Linked DNA regions of Mus musculus: region 2 is linked to region 1. Evidence: chromatin contacts called from ENCODE Hi-C or POLR2A ChIA-PET data. All regions are on one chromosome and are shown on one strand. The core of a region is the stretch at or near the end of the contact, and the rest is flanking DNA. Distances in the headings are between cores, read along the strand shown. Region 1 holds the start of Dmrt3 (doublesex and mab-3 related transcription factor 3). Region 2 holds the start of Dmrt2 (doublesex and mab-3 related transcription factor 2).

Region 1 (2,700 bases), core at 119-2,618:
TTCAGCAAAAGAGAGTTAAGTAGCTTCACTTTGGAGCCTTTTCCTTAGAGTTCTTAAAAGGCGCCTTTTTTTTTTTTTTTTTTTTCAAATTCTAAGTCTTGAGGCCTCTTAGCCTGGCTAAAAAAAACAAAACGACTCCTAGTTCCTTTAAGTAAGAGACAAAACGCCTGTTCCGGACCAAGCCAAGAATCACCTAGAAACAGCAAAGCACTGGGCCCTGACTGCTAGCCAGCACCTACTTACCCCCTCGCTCCAAGTGAGAGCCCCCACCCGTCTAAAACCCGCAGCCCGGATAACCCTCCTCATTGTGGTGTGTTTAAAGTCGGTCTTCCCCAAGACATCATTTTATTTTTAAAATTGACCTGCTATGTTCCCTTTCAACCCGGGGAAAGCCTCTGACGATAGGGACACAGCCAGGCGATCTGGTTGGCCCCTCTGGCGGGCTCCTGGGTTCCATCGGCTTCAGACTCTCGAGACCCCCTTTCCGGGAGAGTAAGAACCGGTGCCTGGTGGGGGTGGGGCAGGTCCAACCAGGTCCACTTCCCACAAACTTGTCTTCGGCCTTCCCCCACGATCCCGAAGAGCCCTCGAAGCTCCCTCATTCGGAGCGCGACCCCAGCGCCGCAGACGCTCTCACCTGGTTTAGCAAGCTGCGCTGGCAGCGTCCCGGGCTGGGGCTCCGCGACCCAGCGCAGCGCGGCGGCCGCGGCCAACTCCGCGGTGGGACGAGGCGGCGCGGGCGGCTGGGACGCTTGGGAGGCTGGCGACGACTGCGAGGCGGTAGCGGCGGTGGCCGCAGCGTCCCCCGGCGGCGGGGGCCCTGGCAGAGCCCGCAGCGAGTCCGGGATGAGGCTCTCCAGGCTCTCGTTGGCCTGCTGCCTGCGCAGCGCCACCTGCGCCGCCATCACCCGCTGCCGCTCGATGATCAGGATGCACTTCTCGCAGGTGCAGTCCTTGAAGCGACAGTAGCGCTTGTGGCCCTTGAGCCAGGACAGCACCCCGTGGTTCCGGCAGCGCGCGCACTTGGGCGTGCGCTGCAAGGGCGCCCGCGGCGGCTGCGACACCGGGCCGCCCATGTACAGGTAGGGGGAGCCGTAGCCGTTCATGCCCAGGGCTCCCCCCGGCCGGCGGCGGGAGCTGGAGCACAGAGCTCGGAGGCCCGCTCTCGGGAGGCCCCGGAAGGTCCGCGGCGGCCGGAGCTACGGCAGCAGTCTCCCCGGCTCCGATGGCGCTCGCAGCCCGCCGGTACCCACGCGTGCCGCCTCTCTGCCCGCCGCTCTCGGGGCGCAGGCTCCACCCGCAGGTCCTCCCACGCTGAGGCTCTCCAGCAGCTGCAAGGAGCCGGGGAGAGCTCTGATTACGGTCTGAGCCACTTCCTTCCCTGGTCCCTTCCTCGCAGACTGGACCCAGCACCTCCTCCGCCACCCTCCCCCCCCAGTCCCTCCTCCCTCCCGCCGCCACCCCCCCCCCAATCGGGGTCCCAGCCTCCTTGCGCTCCCCACGCGCTTTCCTCCTCCCTGGCAGGCACCCCTCGGGTTCCTGCACCTCACCTTCCCCGCCACCTGCAGCCTGGCCTCTCAGGCGGGGGCGCTCACAGCCCCCTCTGCCAAGCGCTCTGTTACCCCTTCCTGAGCCGGGAGGGACTGCGCCGCTGCGGTACCGCGGGAGCGCTGGGCGGACCGGGTGTGGGGCGGGGGACGATGGGGAGGGGGGTGGGTGTTTGTAAGCCAGCCGGCAGGCCTCTCCCCTACCCTCTCACGTCGCTCCAGCACTGGCCTCGAAGCACTGAGCCCTAGACCGCTTTCCTTCCCACCCTTGGCCTCAGCCATTCGGAGCTTGCGAGGGAATTGAGGGTACTCCGCAGGTCGGCCCCGGGAGAACCGGGTTTCAAGAACCGGAAAGTCTCCACCTGGCAAGAGGAATCAAAAGAGGGGTAGTAGTGATTCGGGAATTCTTCGCTTGGTTTTGCAATCTAGTTTCTTTTTCATTGCTACAGAAGAAAAATGAGTATTTTTTTTTTTAATCTGTCAGGCTTCAGGAAGACAACTCGTTTTATAGGGTAACTTCAATTTTCTACTTAACCTCCTCTTGTCTTTAAAATAAACAATCTCTGCCTTGAATGACCTCTCTGCCTTGGACTGCCAAGTGCTCTCTTGGATGTTTTTCTTAAGCACTGTTTAAACTTTCCGAGGGTGTAGGGAGAAGACACATTAGTGGCCCCAAAGTTACCTGGTATTTTGTTCACGCAAAGGCCACTGAATCAGCCAAGGTCCGGAATTGCCCAGTTCAAATCCCCACAGACGCTGTGTTTTACTTAAGAATAAGGAATAGACCCTACTCGTAACAATCTTTGCGTGACGATGAAGAGTCTCCTGTATAACCTTAGACTGCATAAGCCTTTTTTTTTTACAGCATAAATTTCGTTTATACTCTTTGCTTGTTTTCAGTATTGGTTTGTCCAATGTCGAGTATTACTACGTACGTGTAGAGAAGGCTGCCTTTTTTCACTCAACCAAGAAAACAACCGAACAAAAATCAAGGCATAAAGTAGGCTCAGGACCGCTTTAACAACTCAGTGGGAAGGAGCCAACGGAAGTCCCGGACGGTCTTTTAGCGGCCCCTGGGAACGTGCGCTCCGCTTCTTACTGTGTGGGTGAAAGTTAACGTAAACGGGTCTGCTGCGGTACCTGACTCCTGAAC
Region 2 (2,700 bases), core at 20-2,519, 62 kb before region 1:
GCCTGGCACCTCCGAGGACACGCCGGGCTCCTCGCCGTCACCCTCGTCCTCCACATCTTCATCCTCCTCTTCTTCGTCCTCGTCCTCCTCCCCATCGGCCGCCGCCGGACTGGGTTCCTGCGGCGGCGTGGCCCGCAGTGGAGTCCCACAGCTATCTTCCTCCAGGTCTAGGCTTTCCACGTCGATCTCCCAGTCCCCGACTCCCGGGACTGCCTGCCCTTCCGTCATGACACTAGACTGTCGTTCGGCTCGGTTGCCCGCGCGCTAGGGAGACAGAAAAAGGCCTAAAGACCCGTCGCAATTAGGGACCCTCTCTGAGACTCGGCCCAGAATTTCTGCAAGGCCAGCTTTCCCCCTTGAATTACTCAGTTTTCTTCTACAGGCCACACCCGAGATCCACAGTTCAACGAAGCTTGTATTTTACTAATTCTAAGTGGTCTGTGCACCTGACCTTTAACCTGAGTCCTGTCTGCCTTTCCAGACAAGTCACCCACTGACCTTACTAACTGGCCAGTTTAAGCCACTTGTCAGGCTTTTCCACAGCCAGTTAACATGGCCATGATAAATATAAAAATGTCGAAGGTACAACTATCTTTCCTTTTATTACAAGGGACCTTGAAACCTCGTTTTCCAAATGTCTCTCATTGACCTACACCACCACAAAGACTCTAGAGAGGTCTTCTCGTCCCTCCGGTTCCCCTAAACCGATGCTCTATATAGGACACACACAGGGAGTGGGGGACACAGCCATGAAGCTGAAGAAGCTGGTCTGGTATCAGTAGTGCTTGAGCCGCACAAGGTTGAGGGAACTTGATTTTCATCTTTAAGGCAAGACAACCAGAAACAGAAAGAAGCCGTAGTGAAGAGTCACGCCCCGTGCCCTCCCTGGCTCCCGAGCAGCGGCGACAACACAGCACTCACCAAGAACCAGGCTCAGGCTAGCAACCCAGTTAAAAGAGAGCCAGCTTCAGGATCTGTCCCCCGGAGCTGCAGGCAGTGGGAGCAAACAGAATTGGGTCTGAGAGCAGGAGGCGGGAGCCCACTGGATGGCGACCGGGGGACAGAGGCCGGAGGCGAGTCAAGGCCTCAGCAACCTCACCCCGTACATTCCAAATTCTGCAAAGTTCTGTTCGGTCCTCTGCACCCTGGATCGCCTCACTTCACTTCCCACTTCTGGTCCAAAGAGGACGGAAAAGGTCCGGCCCGGACCCAGGACTCCGCCTCAGGCGCACCCTGCTTGCTTTCGGCGCAGAGACACTCACTGCAGTCGGGGACCTGAGCTCCCCTTCCTAGTATTATCCACCACCCACCCCCACCCCGAGCTCTGCGTCCTCTGATTGGTTGGTTTTCAGGCGGTGTGCACGCCGATTGGCCGGAGCACTAGGGCTGAGCGCCCTCCTCCTCAGCCCAGTGGAAGCTTCCCTTTAGCGCTACTGCGCCGCCGGAGTCCACCCGCCAGCCTTCGCTGCAGCCGGGTCCCTGATCCAGAAGCTAAACCTAAAAATGTGGGCAGTGGTTGCGGCGGAGCAGTCGCCTTTTATCTCGCCGACTAGAGAACAAGCTGATTCTCGTACTCTTATACATCGCGTTGTTCTCGAGAAGGTAACTAAGGGGTAGAGATCAGAAAGGTTAGCGTTGATTTCTATCGATGATATCATAATCTCCGGTGTTTAACCATCGACCGGCAGTTGGGCCGAGAGAAGAGGCCACTCTAAAGTGGGCACTCTGGCATCCTTCTCTCCGCACGAACAAGTCCATGTTTATCTTGCTGGTCAGCGCCCAGATGTCTTACAAATATCTGTAGTTTGTGGATAACTCCGAGGTGCAAAGCAGTTCCTTACTTCCATAGAGCTTGCGAGGCAGGTGGCAGCAACGACTACAGCCCATCTACGGTTTCCTGTTATCAGTGGATAGCACAGTCCATTCTGGGAGCAAATAGAAATAAACCACGCCATTAGCAATTTTAGATACAAAAAAATATTCAATCTAAGCAAGCATTTATACAAAAACTTTTAAAACGTAGCAGCCTTTTAGCATGTGTGAATGAGTGATTATCAAGAAAACTAACTTTCTTCTCTCTCTCTCTCTCTCTTTCTCTCTCTCTCAAAATACCCTTCACAAAAATGTTTGAAACAAAGTCAAATTTCCCACGAATAATAGAGAAGTCCTTTAAGCAACGCGACAGTCTATTACCTTAAGCTAAATTTAAAAATCCCATCGATGCTTCTTTAAAGGGTTCTCCTTAAGATCCAGCCCTCCGCAGGAAGAGCGGGTTAGAAAACACATCAGAAAACAGGTTGTCGATTTCCTGGGCACGCGCTACAGTGGCGATGGATATCTGTTGATGGGAGAAAATTTCGGAGCTGATTCTTTTCCTCTAATCCGAACCTGTCAGAAAATTCCAAGTCAACCAAGCTCGCCTAAGTGAGAACAAAGACCAGCTGCCTGCCTGCCTGCCTCCCTGCCGGAAGCGCAGGTATTCTCAGGCCCTTGTGAGGTTGAACGCTTCCTAATATCCAGTTAATGTATAAAGATGACTTTCTATATGTTCCTGTAGATTTTTTTCTTTCAGTGTCTCTGGGGGCCTTGAGGGGCGACTTGTTAGCTTCAAGGCTCCCCACTGAGGCAGCGGGGGAACTAATCCTTGGTACCGGTTCCTCAGCACCCCCTAGTTTCCTCATTTGTGGTCTTCCTTATCTA

What was found. Hi-C counts contacts between places; a loop is a spot of excess contacts on that map. ChIA-PET counts read pairs that join two places held with the same protein, here RNA polymerase II (POLR2A).
Region 2: a loop to region 1 is called in a map of left cerebral cortex, with 6 times the contacts of the local background. The contact joins the promoter of Dmrt2 here to the promoter of Dmrt3 in region 1. A Hi-C loop is called at or near these places in 11 of 37 maps with a recorded cell type or tissue (ES-E14, T-helper 1 cell, heart and 1 more). POLR2A ChIA-PET finds 5 or more read pairs at or near these places in 2 of 5 experiments (both embryonic stem cell).

The regions. Positions count from the first base shown.
Region 1 is chr19:25,609,205-25,611,904 of GRCm38, reverse strand. Dmrt3 (doublesex and mab-3 related transcription factor 3) reads right to left here and starts at 1,368. Exons shown (of 2, transcript NM_177360.3): 1 at 638-1,368. The coding sequence starts at 1,106.
Region 2 is chr19:25,670,980-25,673,679 of GRCm38, reverse strand. Dmrt2 (doublesex and mab-3 related transcription factor 2) reads right to left here and starts at 1,269. Exons shown (of 4, transcript NM_145831.3): 1 at 922-1,269; 2 at 1-264. The coding sequence starts at 228. 2610016A17Rik (RIKEN cDNA 2610016A17 gene) reads left to right here and starts at 1,441. Exons shown (of 2, transcript NR_045347.1): 1 at 1,441-1,602; 2 at 2,235-2,546.